3 separate regions of the Homo sapiens genome follow, and all the other regions are linked to region 2. The links are chromatin loops, found by intact Hi-C in ENCODE. Cell type or tissue: PC-3. All regions are shown on one strand. Links, peaks and the distances in the headings refer to the core of each region. The heading gives the core; the rest is flanking DNA. Region 1 overlaps LINC01601 (long intergenic non-protein coding RNA 1601). Region 2 has its middle 69 kb from the start of LINC01601. Region 3 overlaps LINC01478 (long intergenic non-protein coding RNA 1478).

Region 1 (7,573 bases), core at 1,178-6,177, 65 kb before region 2:
TGTTTCAGAACTGACTTTCTGCAGATTCTGTGACAATAGTCCCTGGCCTATATTGGTGAAAAGAACTGGAAAGGAGAAGAAGACTATGACTCCTAGATAGTCTCTGTTCTCTCCTGTCTGTTTCACCAGGTTAGCAATGCATCTTCAACAATAAAATGTTGAAGGAGATGGGTGCTATAAACTCAGATCAGAGTGGGAGTGTGGGAGTAGAAATAACAATGACAATAATAACATCTTTGCTTCCATAAAGTTTTCCCATTATCTATCTCTTTGAACTTTACCTACAAATACATGAGATAGTAGCCCACTTATTATTATCCATTTTTGCAGAAAGGGAAGCTGAGACTCTAAGAAGTAAAATGAATTATTCAATCAGTTCAGGCCACAGCTCGGCCAATGCTCTTTCTAGGAAACCATGCTTGAAGAAAATGCTTTCCATGGAGAATTTGTGTAAGAACATAGTTACAAAAATAAAAAAGGAGCCATTAAACTTCATTAAATTCCTGAGGGTTCTGAATCCTTGCTGCTTGACTGATGCAAGCACATGTAGGAAGGTGGCCTGGGAAGGGATGGTGGAGTGAACGAACTGAGAGACCCCTGAGGAATACAAGGACTCCCTTCACTGTTTGAAAAGTAGTAGAATAGAGCTTCCAATGTGCCCTCTGGATCTAGTATACATGAATAAACTCAAGAGAGGGCCACACCAGGCCTGCTGGCATTGGTCTACCCAAGCAGAGCTCCTGGGACTATGTGGCCACAGCCTCTGCACACAAGGCTCTAACCTACCATTTGATGGCAGCAGCCCAGGGTTAAACCTCTGCAAACAAGGGATTGATTGCATCACTGCAACCTCAAAAGGCAGAAAATCTTCCAGCTTCTCCAAACTTCCTTAGAAATCCCTTATTGATTCGTCACCTGGGTATTTATATAGTCTTTCGAAAATCTTTCATATATTCAATGCATTTCCTCTCTAGAAATAAGAACATAAGATTACTTCCCTAATTTTTGTGTTTCATAGAAAGGGGAGGCATTAGTACCTTCTTCCTTTGTAGGCTTGTCTGAGAACTCCATGAAATCAGGGATGCGAAGGGGATGGTGTAGAGTAGAATGTTTCTAATTTGTTCCCACTTCCATTCCCATTCATGCAGTAATCTAAGTCAAAATAATTACAAATAGCTCCTGACCTAAGTTGACTGCACTGAGAATAGAAAGAAGCAAAAAGAAAAGAGGCATTAAGGTGAATAGGTAGTTATGAAGTAGTCATTAGTGGAATGACTACTGATCTATCCTAAACTTGCCTCACTGTGTCTCATGATCTCAAAGTGATTCCTCTACTCCTCATATTCCACATGTCATGGACAAGACCTCCTTCTCCATCCCCTGAATGAGTTTCTGATTTGTATCCGGTTTCTCCAAAGTCTTCCTCTTCAAACTCCCATTCCATCTCATAGTCACATAGTCTTTCTTTTCCATGGGTTCACTCACTAATTAAATTTTAAGCATTTTCTTTATGCAAGTTGCTGGCCAATTACCAGTGACACAAAGATGAACAAAGCACTGTTCATGTCCTCACAGAGTTCACTGTCTAGGGGCAGAATTGCAGTCGAGTGGGAGAGTGAGTTGGACTGAGCTCTGCTGACCAGAATGTAATGTGGGATATGGTAGAACAAGCAGAGCATGTGGGTTTTGCTCACAAGAGGGCCCCTGTGTTGATCAGAGTTCTTTGCAAACAGCATAAGTAAGTTCTGGCTTACTTAGACCCAAAGAGGGAGAGGTTGGATTATTTGAATGGCTGAAAGAAGCCTCAGGAGATCCAAAACAGGCCTCAGAAAACTAGGAGCAAAGTCTGTTTCTGAGATCCAAAAAGCAAGAATTATTAGAACAAGGTCCAATCATGTCTGGTTCCACGTGCCATTTCAAGACAAATACCAAAGAGAGGGCCCTGGCTGCTCAACCTCTGTCCTAGGCTGACTCCTTTTCCAAGAAGACCAACTCACCTTACAGATACCCTGTTCAGACTGCTTCTATTAGGGAATAGGCAGTTCCTCAAAAACAAAAACATCAAGGTAATGACACGAAATCAAGGTGGCTCTCAGGTAGAGCAAATAACAGATATCTATAATAACAGTGAGAATATAGAGGGAGGAGGCCAGGCATGGTGGCTTATGCCTGTAATTCCAGCACTTTGGGAGGCCAAGGTGGGTGGATTGCTTGAGTCCAGGAGTTTGAGACCAGCCTGGGCAGCATGATGAAACCTCATCTCTACTAAAAGCACAAAAATTAACTGGGCATGGAGGTGCACTCCTGTAATCCCAGCTACTTGGGAGGCTGAGGCACAAGAATTGCTTGAACTGCAGAGGTGGAGGTTGCACTCTGAGATTGTGCCACTGCACTCCAGCCTGGGCAACAGAGCAAGACTCTGTCTCAAAAAAAAATTTTATATGTATATGTACATATATATGTGTGTGTGTGTGTGTGTGTGTATATATATATAGAGAGAGAGAGAGAGAGACAGAGAGAGACAGAGAGAGAGAGAGAGAAGATGGGGAAGACTCCTGGGAGGAAATGAACAAGAACAAAAATGTTAACAAAAAGCAAGAGTTAGTGGTGTGAGTATAAGAGAAAGAGGAAGAAAAAGGAAGTCCTGAGGATAGTAAATAGAGATGCTTTGGGACGTGGCACCAAGGTGGGAAAGGAATAGGAGCCAGATTGTAGAAGGAACCCATGGAACGGCAAGGGTGTGGGAAAGATGACAAGAGGAAACACAGAAAAACGGAATACAAGACTCAGTGTGGCAGCAATGTAAAGGGGCACATCATGAGGCAGTGAGGTTCTAAGTGTAGAATGGTGCACAGTGCTTAGCACGTGATTAATGCTTAAAGAGCATTAATTTCATTATCAGTATAATCACAGAAAGGGGAGGCATAACTACCTTCTTCCTTTGTAGACTTGTCTGAGAACTCCATGAAATCAGGGATGTGAAGGGGATGGTGTAGAGTAGAATGTTTCTAATTTGTTCCCCACTTCCGTTCCCAGTCATGCAGTAATCTAAGTCAAAATAATTACAAATAGCTCCTGACCTAAGTTGACTGCACTGAGAATAGAAAGAAGCAAAAAGAAAAGAGGCATTAAGGTAAACAGGTAGTTATGAAGTATAAAGAAAGAGTCTTAAAACCTTGCCAGGTGTCTGATGTAAGAGATTAGGTAGATATTGGCATTATTCTTCAAGATGGGAAAGGTGGGTTTTGAGGGAAAGAGGAAGTGTTTGGTTTGGTGATGTTGAGCGTTAACTATGTCAACTATGGCTTCATGTTGGGTTTGGGTGGCAAAAGACATTCCACGGGTGGTAGAACTGCTGACACTGGCCTTCCCATGCCTTGACATTGTATATGTGACCCGAATGGCCAGAGCAGGAGTTTTTGTTCTGGGGCACTGAGTTTTGGACTGACGATGGGTACCAAGTCTTCTGACCTGCTCTGATATAAACTAGCTTACTCTTTTCTTCAAATCCTTTATCCACACTATCCTTCCTAAGGCATGTTCTCTTTATTTAAATCCCTGTGAAAATCTCCCATCTGAGGATGTCCCTACTAAAGTATTTTCAAAAGGAAAGAGAGAGGAAGCAATTAAAACAGCAACAACGAACAAGCCCTCAAGGAATTTTTAATGCCTGGAAAGCATTTCCTCCTGAACACCTGGGGTTTCTGGGATAGATAGTTTCCAAGTCTCCTAAAACTAGTCAGAAGGACCTAAATCCTTCTGTGGCTTACAGAGTCCAGTCCAGTCTTGGCACTCCACACACAATGATGAATCATAAAGAATGGAGGAGTTGAATTGGAACTGTTACTGAGCCCAAAGAGTAATTTTTTTCTTACTTATGATGTATTTCAGATCTCACAACATCTGCTTGTTTAAATTTCAGCTGGGGAATTTGGGGGGATGTTAAAAGACTTCTGGATTTCTTATAATAGAAATGAATGTTTCCCTGTGCATTCTAACTTTTCTCCTGGTGAATTTTATATCTCCTTAATCTCCTGATAAGCTTGTGCCACATGCATTACATGCTTTATTTGGAATAGAGTGCCCCCTAGGCTGGATGATTTCCCTGAAGGCACACAACGATTGCACGGGTTCGAAGGAGTTAGACACTGGTGCTCTTGACCCTTAGTGCAGTTTCCTTCCCATGCATCTCTTCCATGAGTTTGCTGAGATCCTTCCCTTCCCTAAGAGCAGGCACTCACCAGAGCATACACCATGTTAACAGGCAGTGCAATCAGTGAGGAGGCTCTTAACATCCACCTGCTCACTTGTCCAGAGAATATACTGAACAGCTCAGGCAGCACTGATTACAAAGGTCAGTAGTCGACATGTGGCTAGAGAGCTTAGTGGAGCAATAATCAGGTGCAGGCTCTTTCCTTCCTCTTAGAGTTTTTCAATTTGATAGGGTAACATGCTCAAGGATGTGAGGTGACCTCTGGGAGCACTGCAGCTTTGTGTTCATGATACTCATCTTTAAAAGTGTCTGTGACCCAGAGATATATCAAGTGATGAAATGAGAGAGGTTTTGCATCCTGCTCGTATGTGACAACCTGAACCTGGAGGACATAAGGCTAAGTGAAATAAGCCAGCCACCACCGAAGGACAAATACTACATGGTTCTCCTTATATGAGATATCTAAAATCAAACTCATAGAAACAGAGTTAAATGGTAGTTTCCAGGAATTAGAAGTAGGGAGAAATGGGAGTTGTTGCTCAATGGATATATAGTTTCCATATATAGTTTATGGAAGATGAAGAAGTTGTAGAGATCTGCTGTACAATATTGTGACTAAAGTTAACAATACTATACTGTGCACTTAAAATTTTGTCAAAGGAGTAGATCTTCTGTTAAATCCTCTTACTACAATTTATGTGTGTGTGTGTGTGTGTGTACGTATATATATGAAGATACTAGGGACAAAAGTAAAGCAGTGTCAATCACTTACATTTATAAATAAACTTAGACCTAGGAAAATGAAGCCACTTGCCACAAGCCACAGAACTAATCAGTAGCAGGTTTGGTAGAAGAATGCAAACCTCTTAACTCCCAGTCCCGTAATGTTTCTACACATTGAATAGCATATAATTGCAAAGAATACACCAAAGTAACTGTGTTAATTTCTCACTAGTCACGTCAGCAGGAAAACTCAGGTTTAACAAATAACAAATTGGAAACAGCCCTCAAGGCACCACTCCAAAGCTGGTCTGCCAGTTTAGGAGCCTGTGATCCCAAGTTGTGAGTCAGAGCCATTCCAATGAGTCACATTGCAATGCTGGCCCCCTGGGCATCTCACTGTATTTGTAGGAGCAATTCCAAATAAGCAGACAGATGGGCTCCATGCAGACCATAAGCCAGAAAGCCTGCTCCTGTATGCTTGCCTGGGGATGCTGAAAGTGGTTACCTGTCATGAGTGATATATATATATATATATATATATTCCTTCTACTCACCTGTACCTGCTACAGAAGAAGTCAGATTAGGTAATTTCCTACCCTAGAGCGACTTGAGCAGTAGGTATCTTGCTCCAAGATATCCCCACTAGTGTCAATTCAAAGTTTCTAAAATTTTAAACTTAAAAAAGTATTTATTACTGTGATTCTTAAAAGCCCTTTTGTATTTTAAGAACCACCTTATTTACATTTAATAAAATGTAAAGAATAAAATGTAAATCTTTGGGCAAGGGAAATGAGATTAACTTAGGAGACCACTCGTTACTAGGAAACATGAGAAAGAAAAAGGGGAATATGGAAGTATCAGAATTCAAATTAATATGCTTCATCTGTCATTAACTTTTTCTGAGCACTTAATATATATCAGGCCTGAGCTAGGTGCTGGAAGGACAAAGATGAATAAGGTGTGGTCTCTGTTCTCAAGTTCAAGAGTCTCTTAGACAAGCAAAGGAAAGAAATGTGAATAATCGCAACATTATGCAATGAAGTGTTTTAATGGTGATATTAAAAGTGTTTTAATTATGAAAAAACAGATGAGGGCTACATGAAAATTTCCAAAAAATAGATTATATTTGCCGAGGAAGTGATGGTCAGACTATTTATAAATAAGGAGAAGCTCATCATGAAACAAAGAAGGCATTTGAAGCTGAAGAAGCAATATGCACAAAGGCACAGAAACAAAATAGATACTTTACCCTCTGGAATAACAAGCAATTTGGAATAAATATAATGGTGACATCACACACATCCATTTTTAGGGTGACTAGCCATTCCAGTTTGGCTTGGTCTAAGGTGAGTCCTGGGGCACGGGACTTTTAATGCTAAAACCAGGAAAATCCTGAGTAAACTGAAATGAGTTGGTCACCCCATAGATGGCCATGAGGAGAAAGATGTTTATGTTTGGGAAAAAGTAGCAAAGCAAATTGCATAGTAGAAACCATACTGAACCAGGAGTTAGAAGCCCTGAAGGTGAACTTGGCTTTGTCATTACAAGGAGTCTTCTTGGAATCACTTTTCTAATGGCTACTTGGGCAAGGAAGCTCTGGTATAATTTCAAGCTCAATAGCTCCATCATTCTAAATGTCTTGGGACATTTAGAGCAAAGAGCAAAGTGAGGTAGAATCACCTGCCTGAACAACAGATCATTCCATAGAACAGTAATTCCAAGAGTACATGTCTTTCATGCACAAGTTATCTGAAGCCTTCCCCAAAAGCAAAAAGAGCCTCAGGAGCTAGAAATCTGAGAGACTACCTACTGCTACGTGATAACCCATGGAAGCCATAAATATGAGTGTATTAATGCCTTATTCAAAATTAGCCACTTTCAGGCACAAGTCACTGGTTTGTGGCTAGGCATCAAAATGATTAAAAAACAATCAGTGTCTGTTTATCATTACTATATAGATATATTTTACATTGTAATGATCTGGAGCTGCCAATCTCAGTTGCACTGTGGCTTATCACAGACTTTCTTATTCATTCATTCAGTCAATGGATTATAATAATAATTCTTTAGTAGAGGAAAAAAAGTATGTGATACTTGAACTATCACTTCACTGAGGTGATTACATAATTTAGATGAGTACCTCTTAGAATTACTAAAGTAGACCAAAAACTAGAATTACTTTTGTAATTGTTCTAGACCAAAGCAAGAATTACCGAACATGCTTCAGACTTCCAACTGCACAGAACCTCTATTCATATTAACCCCAAAATTCCAAAAATAAATCATGCCTACACTGCACCTTGACTGTCTATAAAACATGAAAACAGTGACCAAATTTAGTCCAAGGAAAAAAAAAAGTCAGCATGTGAGTGAGTTAGATGAAGAGTCCTGGAGAAGAATCTTAAGGGCTCATAATTGGTTGGCTGACTACAGTTAGTGTCTCAGGGCCTTATCCAGACAATCTTCTTTTATGTGAATATCATGAATCCAAAACAAAATGTGAGCTCCCAAACTAAATTTTCTATTTTCTGGAATTTTAGTTTTCTCATCTACTTCCATAGTTGGGAGATCAGCCCAGCAAGCCTTGCAAAAGTTCTAAAAAACAATCAGTTCCATTTCCAACCCCAGTGATTGTTC
Region 2 (7,573 bases), core at 1,723-6,722:
CTGAGTTAAATGATGGTTTTTCTGATGGGTATGTAGGTAGATATAGGAGTAGAATAAAGAAGGAAGATATTGATATTATCTGCATGAAAGTGATATTTGAGGTAGCAAAAAAGAAAGTCAAGAAGAGAACTCAGGAGAATATGCTTAGCAGCATGAGAAAGAGGAACTTTATCAAAAGATTCAGGAAATCAGTCACATAGAGACTGATACCAGGGGGCTGGGAGAGACCTCAGCCGACATCCAGGCTCTTGACACCATCGTGAGAAGGAATGCAAGGATGAGTCAGAAAATAGTGAAAGTATGGCGATTTATTGCAAAACAAATACACTCAAGAAAGTACATATTCAAGAATGGGGAGTGAGGGTGTACTCAAGAGAGAATCCCACAGTGGAGTTTAGGACTGCTACCTTTATGGGTTTCTTTAACCAAGGAGCTGAATATTTATGAAAATCCCTGGAAAAAGGTAGAGGTTTCTCGGAACATGGTGCTACCCACTTTTACACCAAATATGTGTGGTCTCAGAACTCTCATGTCACTGGTCGGTGTGTGATTTGTATGTTAATGGGCATATAGTGAGGTCCCAGGTGAAACCTAGGTAGAATCCACGGCCATGTTGGGTCCAGTCAGTCTTAGCCAACTTGGTCCACACCCTGTTTTTCAGAGTCTTATCAGCCCATAGCCTCTAGTCATGTTAAACTATTGCCTAGAATTTTTATTCTCCTGTGACCACCCTGTACTATTCCTGTCTCAAGAGAACCATTGTATAATTCAGGAACAAACACCAATGGATGAAAGAGGGCCGGAAGGAAAGGAGTGACTATCCAGGCTCAGACTGTGTTCACATATGATGTTGGCCAAGGAGAAAAGGAAAAGATATAGAGAACAGTTTCTGGTCTTTAAAAAAATCTATCGTCCAGTTGAGACCAGGACATAGGACAACAGTGAGGAATGCAGGAGCAATGTTATTTCAAAGCCAAAATAAATCTATTCATTGGAACCCACCAAAGGAAAAAAAAAAGGAGGACTTCAAGGTTTCCCTTTTCATTACATATCTTTAAGACCTAATACTTAAACTCCTTCAAAGCAATTTACTAGGTATTTAAGATATATTTGAATGACAATGAGCTCCAAGGAAATTTAGCACTCATTTACATAATCAAGTAATCTTTTTGTGTTACTCGAAGGAACACAACTTAGAAGGAGTTCCAAGGTGTATGGAGTCACGGAGTGTTAACACTCACCAAGACTGCAGAACTTGCCATTTAGACATTGCAAACAGACAATTTATAAGCTACTTCTAGCCCTCAGGCATTTTTTTTTTGGCTCAAACACTGTTTGTTTTATTTTGTACATCTCATCAACAATTAAAAATAAAGAGATTTTACATAAAAATATCTATTTCTAAGTTCTCTGAAACAATCAGAAGGGTTCCCCGTTGTGGACCAGCATTCCAGAGTATCTGCCATCAGCTAAACCGACTCACAGGTGCCCCCTAGAAGAAAGCACCAAAGGCCTGGCTGCTTTAAGTATTCTGCTTTTTGTAGGCCCACAGCCGGGCAAATCTGCACATTTTACAGGCGAGGAACATCCTGGAAACCAGAGTGACAAGAGACTTGCTCAAAACTGATGGCTTACTAGAGGCCAAAATGGCCCCAACTTAATCTCTCAAACCAGATCTCCTGATTTATTGAACTAGGTCATTCTACAATGTGGTTCACCAAAAAAAAAAAGAAAAATAATTCTATCCCAGGTCTGTTGCTTATCTTTGAGTGACCTTTGGTAAGTCTGCCCAATTTTCCTCATCAACAAAGTTTTAGCATTGCCATGTGCCCTAATGACTTCATAGTGTTGCAGTTATAATAGAATATTATTTTCAAAAATACTCTCTAGAAAAAAAGGAAAACATAGTAATTTGTAGAAAAGCGAAGTTCGCCAGAAGCCCTACCTAATTTTAGGTTCTAGACCTAGTTCCTCCACCAGCTGGTTGTATGACCTTTCACATGTTTCTTAAACTCTGGTTTTCCAATTCAAATATTTTATTTTCCACGATCTTTGCAAGATTAATCTCATTCGTCACCTTGTAAAATGTTTTTCTTGAACTAAAATCTTTATGACTTGGGCCAAACCCAATGTGAATTAAACTAATAGAGAATAAAAATGGACTATTGGGTCAGGTCTACTTTATGCCCTGTCAGAAGCACACTGAGATATTGATAATGCATAGCCATTTGAAACCTCAGTGCCTCCCAGCTTGGCACAAAGAGCAGAGATACAGAGCGGAGCTCAGAGAGGAAAAGTAGAGATATAAATGACTGGAGAAGTGCTTCCAGGGAGCTGAGTCAGCCGAAACAGAGCCTCCTGCTGAGCTCAATGGATCTTTTCTCAGTTGCTTGTAGTGTTGGCTGGAGGCTGCTTGGCAATGCCTGCTGGGAAGACAATTTTTAGTCCATCGATTCATTGAAGCTGGGCAGTCTGCCCCAGCACTTAGGCACTCAGACAAAAATGCCCTTAATCACTGGCAAACCCAGAGATGTAGCAGGAGCCAGTGGCTCCATCAGCACCTCAGGTCTGACCAAAAGAGAAGGGTGGTCTAGAAAGCTCAAGGCGTCAGTCTCAGAATTCATAGGATCTATGGCTTGACTTTTAAAGCCAAAACTCTAAATAATCCCTGATCTTGAGGACAGAAACATTGTAACTCAAGAGCACTGCACTCTTTCTTTTGCCCTCAGTGAAACCAAGAGCAGCTAAGAAGCAGGTTTTTCGGGCTTTACTCACACTGTCCCCTCTGCCAATCTTCCTGATCAACTTAACCCAGGGTGTGCCTCCTCCGGGAAGTTTTCCCTGACCTCCCTCTTTATGTTAGAATCAGCTCCCTGCCCTGACCTTCTTCAGAACCTCCTTTGTTCACCACTATTATATCACCATCACGGCATACTTGTCTGTTTTTTTTTTCTCCATCTCCTCAATAAGATTGATCTCTTCAGACTGAAGACCCTTGTTAACTATTCATCTCTAGCATCTAACATAGTGCTTGGCATATGAAACACCCTTGAATTCTTAAATGTTTATGGAGGAAAAGAGGGAGGGAAGGAAGGGAAAAGGAAGGAAAGAAACTTAGGAGGGTAGGCTGAAGGGACTACTGTGATGAAAGTGAAAGCTGAGGGAGTAAAATGGGACACCTAAGTGGGCTATCAAGGTCCCCAAAAACTGTGCTAACAGCAGACGCAGGTGTCTGAATAGTCAATACAGTTAAAGGAAAAAAATAATCCTGGAACTGAGAAACGAAAGGAGGATCAGGTGAGATCACTAATGTATAAGTAATTTGAAAATTTGAAGTGTCCATAAATACAAAGGATTATTACAATTTCCATGTATTATTGTATTATCACAATCACTATGAAGGAATTAGGACCACTTTCTCTCATCAATTCATGGTTTCTTTCCCTGTCCCAAACCTGAGATTGTATGACTCAAATAGGAAAACATTGAAAAGGATTATCTGTTCCCTGTTTATGAACATGTCTTTATCTTGTAAGTAAAATATCTTCATGAACTGAAAATTCCTGCAACACAGAAATTATATCACATTTAAAAAATAATGATGATGATGCGTTAGACAGACCATTGATGGTCCTCAAAACATTCACTCATGTTGGACTCTTAGGAGAACTTCTGACAGGCCAATCAGCTAGGGCAACCCCAATTTAGATGATCAAACTAAAAATCATTGAGATTAAGTGACTTGATCAAGATTGAGCTTGGTAAGCATCTCAAAGGATCTAAGAACAAAGTAAACGTCCAAAAATATTTACAGAAATGGAGTACCAAAAAGGATCTAAAAGATAAACAAGTCCAACTTCCTACATAGCACAGGAAACCCTTCCGACAAACGGGCACACCTAACAACTAACAAGTCATCTAAACATTCTTTATTTTCCAGAAACAAAACATTTTTCCATTATCCATTCATCTTAGAGGCAGTTTACTTATTGTAAAAAGAGGATAATAATTAGCACATATTTCTTGGTTTATTTTAAGGATGAAAATACATGATGTGTATGAACTACTTAGCAATGGCAATTACCAGCACATAGTGGGTATTCAATAAGTGTTAGCTCTTACAATTTTTATTAGTCTCTTCTTGTGTTTTCTGTGTTTTGTTTTGTTTTGTTTTGTTTTACAGAGCCTCTCCAACCTTTCACATCTTTTTGCTTCAGACTCCATCAGTGTTTCAGGTGAATAGAGTGAAATCTGTTTATGATTCTCTAAATTATCCTTGGTGGAGTAGAAATTGTTGGTCTTAATTTTTCTGTGTATCATAGAGACTTAGAGATGTGATGAATTGACAGCAGCTGAGTCAAAGACAAAGCCTTCTGGGAAAGAAAGATTTTTTTCTTCAGGACTTGAAAGGAGCCTATTTGGCAACTTGCCATCTCAACAGCATGACTGTGTGGCATCCAGCATCCTACAAATATAGATGGAATTCCCATAAAACAAAGTTTTACAGTAACAACTAGCTCATTGCTTAGGAAGCTCTGATTCAAAGAATACTACATTAAGTGTCTTGTTTATGTTAACAAACTTCTTAAGTGAGAAACACCCAGATTGTAGGCAAGACCACTCACTGAAATGTAGAAAGAAATTACTGGAATTTCAACTTATATAGTAATGTAATCTTTTCCATTTGAATTTTTATCTTTATATAGAGTTTTTGTTGTTTGTTTGTTTGTTTGTTTGTTGTTTGAGTTTGGGTCTCACTATGTTGCCCAGATTGGTTTCAAACTCTTGAGCTCAAGTGATTCTTCTGCCTCAGCTTCCCAAAGTGCTAGGATTACAGGTGTGTACCACCACACCCAGCTTTTATATAGGTTTCTAATACATATATCATTAAAGTTGCACATGAATATGGTTTATGAATAAATGTGCATATATTTGAGATCTATGATCACAATTTTTACAGCTACGGTATGTGATCAAGGTTTTCAAATCATTGGTTTATATTAATCCTAAGACTAGAAAGTGTTTAAAGCAGTAGCTAAGTAACAATCTTCACCATTATACATGAGAAAAATAGAAAATATATACCCACTTATAAATTAATATTGTTATTTTCCTCATTTCCTGATTTGATTTTCCTAAAATTAATTTGATTTTGCTAAAATTAATTCAGTTTCCTAGGTCTCTACTCTGTCTTTATAAAAGCAAATTCATATTTACTATGATCAGTGTAAAAAGAGTGGGTGGAATATGCTACCAGCATTCAAAAGAAACATTCCTAAGGGCTAATGGAAAACCACAAATCTGACTGGAGGTCTTGACATCCTTTATAGCAGTAGACCAAATGTTAGCTACATCCGCCAACACTTTCAAAAGTTTTTATGGAACAAACAGAGACAAATACCAAATGCCAAGTAACCAAGTTACAACACCTCACTTCCTTTAGGCAGCACTCTCAGAAGCATGGTTCAATTCTCATTTTCAAGTTTGAGTTAACTCTAGACCCACGCCCTGGCCTCCAAAACTGTAGAAAAAAATATTGCAAAAGATGTCTTCTTCATGTTCCTCAAGGTAGTTAATCTCACCCAGAGAGTGGCAAGTACTTGGAATCTTCCCGATATTTTTTTCTCCTCCAGAGTTTTAGTGATGAAAGGTGTTGGGAGAATATAGAATGCTAAGCCCTACAAATCTTGCTGGAGAGATCTCCTAGAGAAATCAGAATCTTTCAAGATTGTTTTAGAGAAATATGCTACCACTTTGATTCCTTTCTAACAACTCCCCTGTGACCCAGCTGGCCTGACAAACTAAATCATGATACTCTGCAAAACATACCCTTTCACACATGAATGCCCAAGGCAATGTTTCCTAACCGTTCATGAGTCATAAAACCTATGGCAGAAATCATTCTACATGTTCACCAAAACATTTCATTTTTCCCTCTGGGCACCAGGAAAACTATTTTTTTTTTAACTTTTTCTAATCTATATGAGGCTATGTGATGGGTTCTGCCCAGTAAAAGGTGGGCAAAATTGATATCAGCCACTTCCAGGCCATGCCCTTAAAGTGTCCTACAGAATCATCCCCACTCTATGTCTGTTATCATTAGCTGTCTGGATGCAAAGTATCAAAAAAATGACTTTATTTATTTATTTGTGTATCGAGACAAAGTATCACTTTGTCACCCAGGCTGGAATGCTGTAGCGTGATCATGGCTCACTGCAACCTTGACCTCCCGGGCTCAAGCTATCCTCCCACCTCAGCCTCCCAATAGCTGATACCACAGGTGCATGCCACCACTCCAGGCTAATTTTTGTATTTTTTGTGGAGAGGAGGTTTCACCACATTACCTAAGCTGGTCTTGAGCTCCTGGGCTCGAGTGATCTGCCTGTCATGGCCTCCCAAAGTGCTGGATTACAGGCATGAGCCACCATGCCCAGCCCAAATGAAGAACTTGGAGTCCATGGTGAAAGGCAGAACCTTCTCAACTCAACTGAGCTGATCATGAGTGAAAAGCACATCTTTAAGCCACAGAAATTTTGGGAGTTGTTTGTTGTAGCAGCTAGAAAGGTTAATACAAACTTCTTTGAACAAATGATGAAAGATATGTTTGCTCATAACAGAACAATGCAAATTTGTCCATACATACAAAAGCTGGTGTGCAGATTCCAGATGCCCATCTGTGAACCTCATGACATTTTTTTATGAGGAGAAATCCTATAGCCAGTGTCAACACAAAGGTCCCATCTATCTCCAGCAGTGCGTTGAAATTCTTCCACTACCACATCCTTTATTTTGAATATTTTTTATTTTAGGGGTATAATCACAGTATAGTGATTGATTTGGTAGTTTCCCTCTTATTAGACCCTAAATAATTTGAAACCCATGTTACCTTTTGGTCCACAGTTTTCAGAAGAAACATGGACAGGTGAGTGAAGCATAGTAGGCAGTGGTCCTAGGTGCCCGTGGAGTCCAGTAATGTAGAAATTCTTTCCTTCCCCTGGAAGAAACTGACTGAGCTGTTAGTATTGCATTGGCTCTTCAGGACTGAGGGTAGCTATGAACTACGAATTTTAACCAACGAGATTTTCTAACTTCAACCGTACCAATAAAACATCATTTTCAATATGGTTCCTTTATCTATCCCTCTTTTATGTTTCCAGACATGAATGGTTTTTAGGAAGTTGTAGCTGATATGGAGAAACAACTAAAAAGCCACCAAGCTCTTACCACTCCTATTACAACCACGCTCTAACATTGATGCTAGCTGTAGCCATACTCACCCCTTACACCACTCTCCCTTCCCCCCACTTCACCCAGCTTGTATTACCACTAATGTTTGTGTTGCCATTTCTCTTGTTCCCCTGGCACCTCCAGTTAATAATGGCACCTGGTAGTAAAGGTACTATTACTAGCAATGGCATGCATTTGGCACAGTTTTAAAAGAGATTTGTAGGATGCGGTCTTGAAATTTTCCGAATGTATAATTTTATTTAAATGATTTGTAGAAATGAATCTGTGTTTACTTCTATATATGCTAGTTTATGAATAATTTAATTATTTACCGGTAATCTGAGTG
Region 3 (7,573 bases), core at 1,441-6,440, 80 kb before region 2:
TCACCTATCTCCATGGGTTCTAAGGTTATAGTTCACATTTCAACTTCTTCATGAATATTTTCATTTGGATACACTGCCAGCACTTCAAGCATATCATTTAACAATTAAAATTTTTAATTTATATCCCAAATCAGTTCCTTTTTTAAACTTCCTTATTTTTCTTAACTTTATAACAAGGTTCACAGCCTTGGATATCCCCGCACACACCCACCCCCTCCCCGCCCCTCCCTACACACATACTTTGACTCCTTTTTCTCCTCGTGGCCTCTCACCAATTCCAACTAAATTATAGCTCAGGAACTTATTAATATCACTAAAATCCTAGGTTGGAATGTCAGTCTCCTTGACTTTACAATTCTTATATTCTTTTGGCAATTATTCTTTCTAGGTTGCCCTAGGGGGATGTCCAGAAGTGATTAGGTAAAAGCAAAAGTAACTAAAGAGAAGGACTTAGGCTAATAGTACACATCTATCAAGAAGGATTAGAACTGACCATGAGAAGAGACAACTTGAATTTCAAAGATGACCTGGAAAAAGAGATCTCAGTAGAGTTGTGGTAATGAATATGAGACAGTAAGTGTTTGTAAAAGGGTGGGATGAAAGTTGGGTCTGTAAAAGCAGATAGTTTCTTGAGAACATGAAGAGAAAGCAATAGCAGGAAGGGGCAATAGGTGTGGGAGAAAGCTGTACATATGTAGTTATTACAAAACATGACAATTAGAACCAAACGGCCTAGATTCACATCTCAGAGCCATTATATCCCACCAGTTCCCCGACCTTAGGCATTCAAATATTACCTCTCCCTGCCTCCATTTCTTCGTCTCTAAAATGCAGCTAATAGTATCTGTCCCAGTGACGATTAAACGAGTCTGTACATCTAAAGCACTTCTGAGAGAGCCAGTAAATCAGTAAGACATCAGCAAGCATTAGTTCCAAAGGGTAATTTCCTTCTTTTTTCCACATTATGAAAGACAAAAGCTTATTTAAAGACATATGTTTTTAAATAAGAAGATAAGTTTTAAAATGGAAAAGAGAGAAGAAAATCTAGCAGAGGTAGATCTGTGAGACAGGGAGAGGACAATACGTACCAGGATTTATAAGCTTGGCCTTTCACACAGAGATGACTCGTTGGGCAGGGAGGAAAGCAGCTCAGAGAATATTTCCATAATTCTTCAGTGAACAGGAGGATGTGATGAACAAGTTGTACTGAGCAATCCACGTGTTGTTCTGCACTGGGAGAGGGAGAAGGGGACTGTCTAGGGGCTGAACTGCAGAGAGAAGGATTTTTACGAACTTTGCTGGGATATGTAGTAACCACTTTGGTCTCATCCCAAGTAAGAGAGACTTTGCTGCTGATCTTACTCCTGGACCAGACATCTTTTCAGCATTTAGGTCCTCCCCAGTCCATAAATGCAATAGGCATGCCAACTCATCAGATCCAGAAAATGAGCTGCCATAACTTGACACTTGTCCCTTTTTGTCAAATGTATAGTACACACTGTGTAGTTAACAGAGGGAGAGGATAAGGGGTAAGTTTTAAACATACATTTACATGGCTTTACTTTCTAGAAAATGTCTCACATAATTTTTATTTAAAACCTATGGGGCTTTCCTCAATGTGGTTTGGAAACACTTATGCATCCCTGATAGGTATGTATGTTGGAGAATTACATCACATTACACACAGATGTATCCTTTGTCTGCTCTGGGGCCATCCCACCAAGGAACCATGCCAAGAAACTTCTGAGAAGCAGACAGGCCATGGGCCTTTAAAGGAGGGGTGCTGTTTCCTCTTGTTCATTCCTAGTCCACAAGTTAGACTCAAGTCTTCTGTGGGTCTTGGGACCATTTCAGTTCCCAATGTCAGCGTCTTAGCCACCACTCATTCTTCTGTAGAGAGGGGCTGCTGAAATGATGGAAATCCAAAAACACTAAAAACAATGCCTTATGAGTGAGAAAACTTATAACCTCTTAGCAAGCTTTGGCATCTCTCTATCTCATTTCCTTCTAACAATAATCCAGCTGGTTGGGAGAGATAGATATCATAAGCCCCATTTTATAAATAAATAACTGAGGCACAGAAACTCATAAGTAAATCCTCTCATGATTTCCATCATGCTTTATCACAATCCCTGTGAACTCAGTTTCTACTTCTACAATCAAAACACAACAGGAAAATTCACTACCTACTAAAATATCTTGACAACTATACAGGCAGGGATTGTAACTGAATAATCTCTGTATTCTCAGCATCTAACCCAATACCTGGCATGGGATACTCACTCGATGAGATATCAAATATCTAAATATATCAAACTAAACCGAATGAAGTACTATATTATCTACTTCCTTGAGCTGTTCTTGTTATTCTCACCTTTGCTGAAATGAACAGACTCAATTTCACTGTATTATATAAACCCAAGGGCTACCAAGAGAAATATTGACCCAACAGTAATAATAGGTAACTTTATTTCAAAAACTTATTCATTCCCTGACTAAGTCTACAACTATTTCTCTAAGGATGGGTAAAATACACAGAATATATTCCCTTTACAGATTTCCCCAAGAATAGGAATCATGTCATCTACTTCTTTCTGTATCTCAACACATTGCACAAACTTCTGCAAATATTTAGGACAAAAGAAGTTTCAGACAACTGTATTTGGGATTCTGAACACTATTCTCCTAATGATATAGAATTCAATCAAATCATAAAACTATAAATAATTTCTGGGCAAAGAAAATGAGCACGGTTTTGCACTGCGTTCTATATGAGATACAAGATCTTTATACAAAGTATTTTCTCTCGGTGTGCTTACTTGTTAAATCATGTTAAAAAATAAAAGATGAAAAAATAAGTACAGGTATGGCTTAAAAAGATTATAGGAGTTCAGGAAAAAAAGATTCACATAGTACATTAGTCAGGTCTTCATTGAAAAGGTGAAGCTTGAGACTCATCAAAAAGGATGCTACATCAAGGCTATTGCCCTCAAGCTACATTCCTTATCAGCCATCTGCAGCCTGGAGGTGTACATCCCCTGATTGAGGTGATAAGCCTGGGCTTATATGATGGCAGATAGGATTGTTTTGCACAACATAGCTCCATCTTCAGATTTCTTATTTGGTGGTAAATTTCTGCTTTTGTTTGCATTTTTGTTTTGTGAAAACCCTCCATCAACATCACCATCTGAGTCCGATAATCAAGATATAAAAAGGAAATGATTTTAAATATATGAAGATTTAATTAAGAGCACCCAAGCCTGTCAAGGTGAAAGTGACCACAGAAAGTGATTAGGAGGGCCATAGTGACACAAACTCAAAAAAGCCTATCACATACTCACACAAAAACTACACAGACCCATGGCATCCAGACACACAAACTCACACACACAAACCAATGCATGCATATAAATACTCCAAAGCCAACCTGTTTGCCATTCTTGTGCAAGGTGGGAAACTGCAATATCCCCTAAAAAGTTAATGTTTCTCATTAGAAAATCTCTTATTTCACTTCAACCTAGTTTCAGATTTTTGTCTCTAAGGTCACTAAGGGTCTCAGCTTAAAGTCATTTCTCCAATTGTTTGTGGCATCTTTTTTTTTTTATTCTTCCCCCTCTTCCTATTAGCAGTCAATTAACTGTAAATTAGAAAATATTGTTACATTTGAATTATTTTGAGCAAATGCAAACACACTATAGAGATTGACAATTCACCCATAATTATCACATTAAACATTTTTTTTGCAAATTTCAGAGCTACAAAAGTACTAATTAGGGAGATTTGATGTTTTTAGTGATCTCAGGTATTTAAGGGAACAACACATGCATATGGGGCTGTAGATACTCTAATTCTTTCTTGGTTCTCTCAGTTATAAAAGCTTAACCTTTATAATAAGTTCTCCTTTTAACCATAAACTTGAGAAACAGAAGAAAATCCACTACTAGGAACATCCTTCACCACCACACAAGCTCAGTTTCCAGGGGCCAAAACAAAAGGCACATTATATATCTTCAGCTGCATGGCCCAAAGGTACCTGACTGGAACTGGGAGCCCCTCCAGCCCAGTCAGAAGGAAAATATTACCCTTCTATTTAACAAGGCAGTGCTGAAGGATTAATCATTAAATAAATAGCAACAAGCCAGGAGATTTACAGGAGGGACAGAACCCCACCCGGTGTTCTCAATTTTTCTGGGATTCAGGATGGAAATTATTACAAGAATAGTTTGGAAGGGGCTTCACTAACAATCACCTTCCAAGGCAAGATGGAACAATGCGTGCAACCTCAAGTAGGACCCAGACAAGAGGGAAGTTCATCACCCAAGCCCTCTGGGGAGCATAGGTTCCTTTTGTCTAACAGCTGGCATCCATGCACAGGATTGATCAAACCTGGAGAATGTGCAAAGCCTGGCCATGTGTTGCTGTGTGACTTTAAGCAAGTCATTTAACCTTTTTGGACTTTGTCTTTCTCAATTTGAAGCGGATATGCTACCCATATTATAAAGTACACCATAACTAGTCATACATAGGAAATAAAAATCTTGTCACTTGGGTTGTTTATGTCTCTTCAGGCCTCCCTCCTACAAGGACAGATCCAAATAAGTCCTGACTCTCTTTAGAAAAAATATTTCTGTAATCTGAGCCAGGAGACCAGAAGCATTTGTCTCAACAAAATGGGGCATATGCCTTCTCTTAGAAAGTAGATCACAATTCTAAGAATGCTTCATGAATGACCTCACCTTTGGGTTGTAACATGTTTGGTCTATTCTATGTGACTAGATGGTGTTGAAAAGATATAGACATTTCATGAAATATGTTATCTCAAAAGTACATCCCTATTAAAAGAGATTGAACAAGAGTCTTTATCTGTGATTAGATTTATTCTGTCTCCTGTTATAATTTGTATGTATGAACTCAACAAAAAATATTTACCAGACATCTAAAGTGTGCTAAAACCAGTGTTCAATGTTCAATAAAATGTAAGAAAATGATGGGACACAATCTCTGTATATATGGCAATTCATAATACAGTCAGGATATAGTAAGAAGAGAAAAAGATAGCACAAATAAAATATGTAAATAAAAATATAAGCAGCATTTGGAAGGAGACATGAAAGCTTCATTTCCACTGTAGCTGGGACAGACCTGTGATGTTGTTTTCCTGAGTCCAGGGTGACCTGGCAGGAAAGGGCAGTGATGATAGCTCCTGGGTGGTGGCACCCTGGTATTGTGCTAGGGGCCAAGCTGCCAAAGAGCATCACTTGGGGTGTCAAGCAGGTAGTAAAGTAGATTTAGACATGTACAGGGACTCATTTCCTCAAGAATGCATTGGAAGGTCAGGTGAGCCAAGCCACAGACTATGGCTTGATCTGCAATCCCAGGCTTCAATCCTGTGCTCCAGATCAGAGAAGGCCTGATGGAGAGTTATCACAAGGGGTCCTTGCTATGAAGTACCCATCAAGAGGACTTCTCACTGTTTTTGAAAGTTTCTGAGGTCTCCTTTGCACAATGTCAACTGTTTAATGTGTAACTAAATTGCCATAGCATGGTGAAAGACAATATCTTTAATGGTACGCGGGTACAGCACAGCCCATAACAATATCATCCCTATGAGCATCAGAAAAAGAAAGGGGTAGGTGTTCTCTGTCACTGAGAAACTCTACTTCAGGTTTATGAAAGGGGCACTATAGTAGTCCCAAACTCTGTACAATCTACATCATGGCAGGGATGATAAATGATAATTCTCCAGGATTGGAGAAAAAAGAAAGAGGACAGATTGTGCTGAAGGGTCTGATCTCAAAGGGCAGACCAATAAGAATCCACTTTAGTTGACTCTCCCTCCATGCTCAACCTCTATGCTTTGGACAAGAATAGCCTCATTTTTTCTATCCTCATGGACTTCGGTGTCTCCATTTCCTCCCTCTTTTGACTCTGCTTGTTGTGAGAGCAAAGAATCTTCCTGAATGGGGTGGATGGTATGGGAAAGAAACCAAGCATTGTTGATTAGGGATTTTCATGATGATTAACAAAACAACAACAAAAATCAAACAAAGGAAATTCAAGGAAGTTGTTATATGAATATTATTATATGAATGACAGAATGTGATTAAGTGTTCAATGAGAAGATTAAATAATGCGTTTTCTGTATGTTTATTGTGGCACTATTCACAATAGCAAAGGCTTGGAACCAACCCAAATGTCCATCAATGATAGACTACATTAAGAAGATGTGGCACATATACACCGTGGAATACTATGCAGCCATAAAAAAGGATGAGTTCATGTCCTTTGTGGGGACATGGATGAAGCTGGAAACCATCATTCTCAGCAAACTATTGCAAGGACAAAAAACCAGACATCACATGTTCTCACTTATAGGTGGGAATTGAACAATGAGAACACTTGGACACAGGAACGGGAACATCACACACCGGGGCCTGTCATGGGGTGGGGGCAGGGGGGAAGGATAGCATTAGGAGATATACCTAATGTAAATGACGAGTTAATGGGTGCAGCACACCAACATGGTGCATATATACATATGTAACAAACCTGCACATTGTGCACATGTACCCTAGAACTTAAAGTATAAAAAAAAATTACCAAAAAAAAAAAATAATAATGCGTGTTCAAAGGTGTCCCAAAAATGCAATAGCGACATGATCTGGAATCAAAAGATAAAGTTCCATAGAGGAAAAGAAAGACGAAAATGCAGTTTTGAAGGATGAGAAAGAGTATAATAAATTGAGAGCATGATAGCATGTATGAGGACATTTCCAGCGAGGAGAACAGTTTTCCAGCTTAAGCAAAGCTGTAAAGATGGAATGAGTTTCATGTTTGTCAGAGAATAGTAGCCAAAATGATCTCCTTTCTTTCAGGGTATAATCTTTTGGGGTACAGTCTCTGATTTCTGGACTCCAGCCTTCTGACTCCTTTCCCTCTTGTCTTGTTCCCTCTCCCATATCCATGTCATGCTTGCAGGGAGGCTTCCTAGAATACTTAAACCAGGATGGCCCTTTTATGCTTGTATGTAACAGTCATCATATACTCCTCCAAGATTCACTTAAAAAATCTGTCCTAAACCTTATGCTAAACCTTATGTCTGCCATTTCTACAGGCATATATCCCAAAAAGTGCCTAGCACAGAGTAAATTTTAAATTAATTAAATGATTATCAGATTCTTGAGAATGAGATCTGGCTTCAAGGAGTAACATTACTGATACAAGATGAAATAACATGGTTCAAGCTCTCCATTCAGGACCTAGTGTTGGTAAGAAAAGGCTTGCATAAAAGGAATGACAAGGTAATGTTATGAAGAGTTTAATAGACACATATGTTGCTATCAAAAGCATGAAAGGGGGCATCAACACTGCTGGGAGGGTCAGGGCAGGCTTCACAGAGGAGGTGAGCTCTTTGCTGAATCTTAAAGGATAGGGGGAGGACTCACTCTTTAGCTAGCAGAGAGTAAAGCAGAGGATTTGAAATATGAGTAGTGTAGGGAGCAGTAGATTAAATTGGAGCTTAGAGATGCTTTGAATTTCAACCTTTGTTTTATCTACAGAGAGTCACAGCCGG

The links. Hi-C counts contacts between places; a loop is a spot of excess contacts. Peaks named below come from ENCODE experiments on the same cell type or tissue, not always from the same donor. Only the 100,000 strongest peaks of a DNase experiment are listed, where the experiment ranks them.
Region 1: it touches region 2 in a loop (10-fold over the local background); 4 of 110 quality-filtered maps call a loop at or near these places.
Region 3: it touches region 2 in a loop (7-fold over the local background); 3 of 110 quality-filtered maps call a loop at or near these places.

Annotation. Positions count from the first base shown.
Region 1 is chr18:44,532,468-44,540,040 of GRCh38, forward strand. All of the region lies in intron 1 of LINC01601 (long intergenic non-protein coding RNA 1601), which reads left to right. Among named protein-coding and RNA genes, the nearest start is that of LINC01601, 4.5 kb to the left of the region's middle. In PC-3, for the core only: CTCF peaks have their summits at 4,094 and 4,299; a DNase peak (open chromatin) is centred at 5,294; H3K27ac peaks cover 538 bases.
Region 2 is chr18:44,597,204-44,604,776 of GRCh38, forward strand. No RefSeq gene overlaps it. Among named protein-coding and RNA genes, the nearest start is that of LINC01601, 69 kb to the left of the region's middle. In PC-3, for the core only: no CTCF peak of the experiment used is centred there; DNase peaks (open chromatin) are centred at 4,428, 5,348 and 5,838; H3K4me3 peaks cover 363 bases; H3K27ac peaks cover 2,093 bases.
Region 3 is chr18:44,517,137-44,524,709 of GRCh38, forward strand. It overlaps LINC01478 (long intergenic non-protein coding RNA 1478), which reads right to left. Exons shown (of 5, transcript NR_110792.1): 2 at 1,089-1,232. It also overlaps the pseudogene MLECP1. Among named protein-coding and RNA genes, the nearest start is that of LINC01478, 11 kb to the right of the region's middle. In PC-3, for the core only: no CTCF peak of the experiment used is centred there; a DNase peak (open chromatin) is centred at 4,065; H3K4me3 peaks cover 362 bases; H3K27ac peaks cover 2,079 bases.